Regions from separate parts of the Homo sapiens genome. Here region 1 is linked to region 2. A link is a contact called in ENCODE Hi-C or POLR2A ChIA-PET data. All regions are on one chromosome and are shown on one strand. Each heading gives the region's core, a stretch centred on a gene start or an enhancer-like site at or near the end of the contact. The rest is flanking DNA. Distances are from core to core; before and after follow the strand shown.

What was found. A loop is a pair of places that touch in the nucleus more often than their neighbours do. ChIA-PET counts read pairs that join two places held with the same protein, here RNA polymerase II (POLR2A). Pooled maps may share reads with other maps.
Region 1: a loop to region 2 is called in a pooled map, with 4 times the contacts of the local background. The contact joins the promoter of KIF11 here to the promoter of MYOF in region 2. A Hi-C loop is called at or near these places in 5 of 168 maps with a recorded cell type or tissue (CD4-positive, alpha-beta T cell, CD4-positive, alpha-beta memory T cell, CD8-positive, alpha-beta T cell and 1 more), 6 of 37 single-sample maps with no recorded cell type and 19 of 50 pooled maps. POLR2A ChIA-PET finds 5 or more read pairs at or near these places in 1 of 52 experiments (GM12878).

The regions. Positions count from the first base shown.
Region 1 is chr10:92,591,573-92,594,398 of GRCh38, reverse strand. KIF11 (kinesin family member 11) reads right to left here and starts at 1,269. Exons shown (of 22, transcript NM_004523.4): 1 at 947-1,269. The coding sequence starts at 1,023. RefSeq lists silencers at 865-934, 1,015-1,064 and enhancers at 532-1,283, 1,385-1,434, 1,465-1,654, 2,465-2,554.
Region 2 is chr10:93,480,732-93,483,687 of GRCh38, reverse strand. It overlaps MYOF (myoferlin), which reads left to right and starts at 1,354. Exons shown (of 54, transcript NM_013451.4): 1 at 1,354-1,581. The coding sequence starts at 1,494.

The sequences.
Region 1 (2,826 bases), core at 20-2,519, 890 kb after region 2:
GCCACCCAATTTCCTCTCTGACACCTTGTTTAGAAACCTAGTCATCACCTTCGATATCCACAATTCAAGTTACCAGGGCTGAGTAAACAATAGCCTAAGAAAGTTTGTTGATACAAGTTTTTCTAAAAAATAACCTTTTAATTTTAGAATACTTTGGGGTTTACAGAAAAGTTGCAACAGCAACTGTTAACAGCCACAAAAACGGACACACAAAACACACATACTCAGTAAACTGTGGAGAGCCTCTAAAAAGTTGAATAAATCAATTCTAACTAAGCAGCAGTTTCTAGCTTATTTTAAAATTGGGAAGTTATTTGGAAACCAGTCAGGGGAGGGCCGAACACCCCTCCACATCCCTTTATCTCGAAATATCCGTTTAGTTTGGTCTATGAACAAACACGCAGATGAAAGGGAAAACTGCAGCACAATCAGAAATTTACACTAGCTTAACTTGTCTTGATCTTTTAAAAAACATAAACTCACTTTATTAATTTTTAATGTTTAAAGACAGAGATGTTTACTTGTTTAGTAGGGATGCAGAAAATATTGCATCTAGAATAAAGAGAACAGTGATTGATTGCTTTTTAGAGGTAATAATACCAACGTAAGTGCTTAACCATCTGCAAAATAGGTATTCAGTCTTACTTCCAAACTGACAAACTACATGAAGTAGCATATAAAAGTGACACCTACATCTTTATTGACTATAGTTTAAACATAAGAACGCACTTTTCAGTATGGAACAGTGATCAAATCAAACATGTTATTTTCTCCTAAAAACCACATACACACAGCAACCGGGTGTCATTTTTATTGAACAGAACGCGGAGAACCAAGAAACTGGGACCCTCAGGAAATGCAAATAAAATCCCTCTCCCTGGACCGCGCAGTAGGGGGCCCAGCAGCGAAGCCGCAGCGCTCGGAATCCTGTCAGCCCTCTCCCTACCTGCATCTCACCACCACCTGGATGTTCTTCCCCTTCTCCTCTTTCTTCTTCGCAGACGAATTTGGCTGCGACGCCATGACGGTCCCCGCCAAAAAATCAAGGCCCGGCCGCGGACCTGGGCGCTGTGAGGGGCGGAGGGGCTTGGCGGCCGACAGGGGCCGGAGTCTCCCTGGTCCCTCTCGGGCGCTGGCGTGGCCTGGAGGACCGACGCACGCAGGTCGGCGTCCCCGCTCTCTACCCGGTACTCTGGCCGTGGCGTTTGTCCCGCGCCAGTCGGAGCCGCCAAATCACTAATCTCGTCTCCGCCCGAATCCCCAGAAACTAAGCAACGACTCGGCGCCTCAATTTGAAAAAGAGACAGAGTAGCCGGACCAATGGCTGCGCTGGCGCGCAAGGCACCATGGGATGCAGTATCCTCACTGGAGCCCCGCCCCCGGAGCGTGGCCTACGGGAACGTAAAGAGGTGGTCTGTCTGCTTGCTCCGGAACTTGGTAGTCCAGAGCCGAGACGCTAGAATTGAGTGTGGAACTTTTAGCGTAGCGTGGCTCAACTTACATAACGTCCCTAGCCCAAAATTCCCTCAGCTGCAGAGAGGAAATAATAGTAACCATCTCAGAGGGTTAGGGTGAGAATTAATGAGCTTGTGGAAGTAAATAGATTGGAATATATGGTAAGCACTCGCCATGATTATAATTATTAGAGAATTGTAAGAGAGGGCAGTAGAAGCACAGAAGAGAGGTCCAAAGCGAGCCGCCATCCCGGAGGCAGAGACCAGAATAGTCTTTGTGTGTGTGTGTGTGTGTGTGTGTGTGTGAGAGACGGAGTCTTGCTCTTGTCACCCAGGCTGGAGTGCAGTGGCGCGATCTCGGCTCATTGCAACCTCCGCCTCGCAGGTTCAAGCGATTCTGCTGCTTCAGCCCCCGAGTAGCTGGGATTACAGGTGCGTGCCACCACGCCCGGCTAATATTTGTATTTTCAGTAGAGATGTGGTTTCACCATGTTGGCCAGGCTGGTCTCGAACTCCTGACCTCAGATGATCCACCCGCCTCGGCCTCCCAAAGTGCTGGGATTACAGGCGTGAGCCACCGCGCCCGGTCCAGAATAGGCTTGAAGAATAATTAATGTTGGGGCCCGGTGGCTCAGGCCTGTAATCCCAACACTTTAACGGGCCGAGGTAGGACGATAACTTAAGTTCCAGGAGTTTGAGACCAGTCTGGGCGACATAGGGAGACCCCCCTCCCCGCGCCTCCCAACGGGTCTCAACAAAAAATAGAGGGGAAAAAATAGCCTGGTGTGGTGATGCGTGCCTTTTGGTCCCATCTACTCGGGATGCTGAGGAAGAAGGATCGCTGAACACGGGAGATAGAGGCTGCAGTGAGCCGGGATTATGTCGCTGGATTACTCCAGCATAGGCGACAGAGCAATGCCCTTTCTCAAAAAGAAAATAATAATAATAATAATTAGGAAGTGTTAAGCGATAAGGCTACTACAGGTTCCAAATCGTGATGAAATGGACACTGGACGCCATTTGGAGGACTCTGAATTTATCCTTTAGTCATCATCTCTAAGTGACTCCAGGCAAGAAAGCAGGGTCCGCCTCGATTTTAGAACGACTGCACTGACCGAGTGACGCAGGCCGCGGGTGCGCTGCGCTCCCCGTTTCTGCGCGGCGCAGCGGGCGGTGGCATCTCAAGGAAGCTGCGCAAACATCCGCCGCCCCGGCCTACGGATCCCAGCATGCAGCGCTCGCTGGGGCCTGCGCGCCGTCGGTCACCTCCGGCCTGCTGCGGGAGAACTTTTCGGCGTCTTGGCAGTGCCTGGCGTGACTCGACCGCTGTAGGTGTGGTACGCCGCACCAGGAAATACTGAAACAGGAGCCT
Region 2 (2,956 bases), core at 105-2,604:
ACTAACAGAAACGCTGTGAGACCACAAATAAGCATGAACTTCTTACATGTGCAAATTACTGTGTGCTTTGTGCCAGCTCCTATGCTATGACCTTTATCTTATAACAGCCTTTATCCCCAGTTCATAGATGAGGAAACTGAGGAAGAGAGGGGTTAAGAAACTTGCTCGCCAGCACGGTGGCTCAAGCCAGTAAAGCTCAAGCCAGTAAAGCTCAAGCCACGGAGGCCGAGGCGGGCGGATCACAAGGTCAAGAGATCGAGACCATCCTTGCCAGCATGGTGAAACCCCGTCTCTACTAAAAATACAAAAAAAAAAAAAATTAGCTGCGTGTGGTGGCGCACGCCTGTAGTCCCAGCTACTCGGGAGACTGAGGCAGGAGAATCGCTTGAACCCGGGAGGCAGAGGTTGCAGTGAGCCAAGATCGCTACACTGCACTCCAGCCTGGTGACAGAGCGAGACTCCGTCAAAAAAAAAAAAGAAAAGAAAAGAAAAGAAAAGAAACTTGCTAAGATGACGTAGCTCAGGGTGGTGAGGCAGAGTCTCACACTCAGATCTGGCTGACTAACCCCAGGCCGCCTCTTGTGATCTCAGCCAAGCTGCACTGTCTTCATGCACCCTCTGGGACAGAAAGACACCATGGGCAGCTGTAGGTCCAGAAACAGTGGGGAGTCACTTCTCCATTTTCACTGAAGGCAATTGGCAGCATTTGAAGAGCCGGGAAAACTTAGGCGCCCAGCTCTCACCTCTGAAGGGGTTTTGAAGAAATTCTATGTTCAGTCCTTTATATATATATATATATATATATATATATATATATATATATATATATATATATATATATAATTATTTATACATATATGTAATTATTTATATATCCCATGCCTGGATCGCGTTTACTTGAAATAAACGCTGTCATTCGTTTGCCGTCCAGTAAGAGGCACCCTTTAGCTGCTTTAAAAAAGCTGAACATAGGGTTACTGAGTGGGTGTGTTCAATGGCGTGAGAAGTAACAGCGAAAAGTCAAAAGCAAATAATGACTAAAGTTTTAAAACTCCTTGAAACTCAGAAAAGAATGAAAGCAGTGACGGAAAAATCAATTAATTCAGTTTCACGAACCATTGCTAAAAGGCAGCAACATTTTAGTGGTTTCCTGACCTACCCGTATTTCTTAGCTCCAAATTCATGTTGGTTTCATTTGTCGCACGGAATTATTTTTAGTTTAGGGTTTGTCCTTTTCACTTCCACATTTCCCGAATTCATAAGTCTGTGCCTGCGGCACTGCGTAGACGCGGGGAGTTCGGTATCAGTTTACACGTTGCCTTCAGTAAAATCCGCCAGAGGTCCACCCATTTTGCCTTTTCCCCTTCCTTGCCCTGGGAGAAATCCTCCCTTCACTGGGAGAGAACTTCTCTCCCAGGGCGGTGCGACCCGGAGCTCCAGCGCCCTAGTCTCCACTTCGTTTGCTGAAACTTGCTTTCTACCAGCTAAGAACCATGCTGCGAGTGATTGTGGAATCTGCCAGCAATATCCCTAAAACGAAATTTGGCAAGCCGGATCCTATTGTTTCTGTCATTTTTAAGGGTAAGAAAAAGTTTTCTTCTTTTTCTGAAGTCCTGTTTTGGAATGTTAGTTTCTTGAGTCACCTTCTTGAAAAGTCTGCATTTAGACAGCTGATGAAGCCAAGTCTCTCCAGCAGCGTTTGTTACCTGCGCAGGACAGGGGAGAGGACCCGTTTCTGGGGAAGGCATTTAATTTTCTCCAGGGCTTGAGACTCATGGAATGACCTGATGTTTTAGCTCTAAGAGTGTGATTTCTGTAAGCTCTTGGCAGAAAACGTATTTGCGAATCACTAAATTTCAGGTATCAACAAACATCTGTATTGGTTCAAAGTAAGTTTCAGTAGTCTTAGATGCATTTTTTCTCTGCCTGTGAGAAATGGGTAAAGGAGGAAGAAGAGCAATTAAATTGTTGGAGACACCATTACTCCTTGAACCAGCCTGACGCTGCTTTGATTGTCACTGGGTTTCTGGGAGGTGGGATGGGTGAAGTTCATAGTTTTATTGAGTTTTCCTGCCCTTTTGTGCCTTTGTAATTGTTTTTATATCTAAACTGTTGGGGAGCTTTTTTTGTACATTCTGTAGCTTTTAAATTGCTCATTGAGGAAAGAACTCTGGACAGCTAGTTTGCAATTTGGGGATCTAGTTCTATCTTGCCTGCTGAATGACCTTGGGCAAGTTACTTCATTTCTCTGGGATCTCAATTTTCTTTTCTGCAAAACAGGCGAGAAGGGTTTAGACAAGATCATCTCTAAAAACCTCATGGTTGGCTGAGCACAGTGGCTCCTCAACCCTGAGCCAACTTTGGGAGGCCAAGGCAGGAGGATTGCTTGAGCCCAGGAGTTTGAGGCTACAGTGAGCCGTGATCACGCCACTGCACTCCAGCCTGGGTGTAAAAATAAATAAAAATAAAAGGCTCATGGTAATTTTAAAAGGCTATTTTTCTATGACACTTGATTGCCATTGCAGGGGAGGGGACAGGAATGCTTGGTGTCATGGTACAATTTGATGTAAGTGACTTAGTTTTGGCTAAAGTGGGGTTTCTAAATCTCAGTGTGGAGGCTTTATCTATTTTGTTTGTCATTGGTAAGACTGCCAACTCACTTCTTGGCAAGAGGGATGGGAAAGAGAGGGAAAGGCAGAGAGAGTGGGAGCATGGATAGACATGTGTTTCCTGACCATGCCTTGCTACATTTCTCGTTTCTTCCAGGAGCCTGACTGCTACTCCCTGTCAGTTCCTGAGGCATCTATACCTTTCGCCTTTCTGTTTCCCGTTTTTCCCCTTTATTTCTCTTCTTAAACCTCTCTCTCTGAGGATGAGCAAGAAAATGAAAGAAATGAAACTCAAAGCTGGCTGGCTGGGTGTGGTGACTTCTGCCTGTAATCCCAGAACTTTGGGA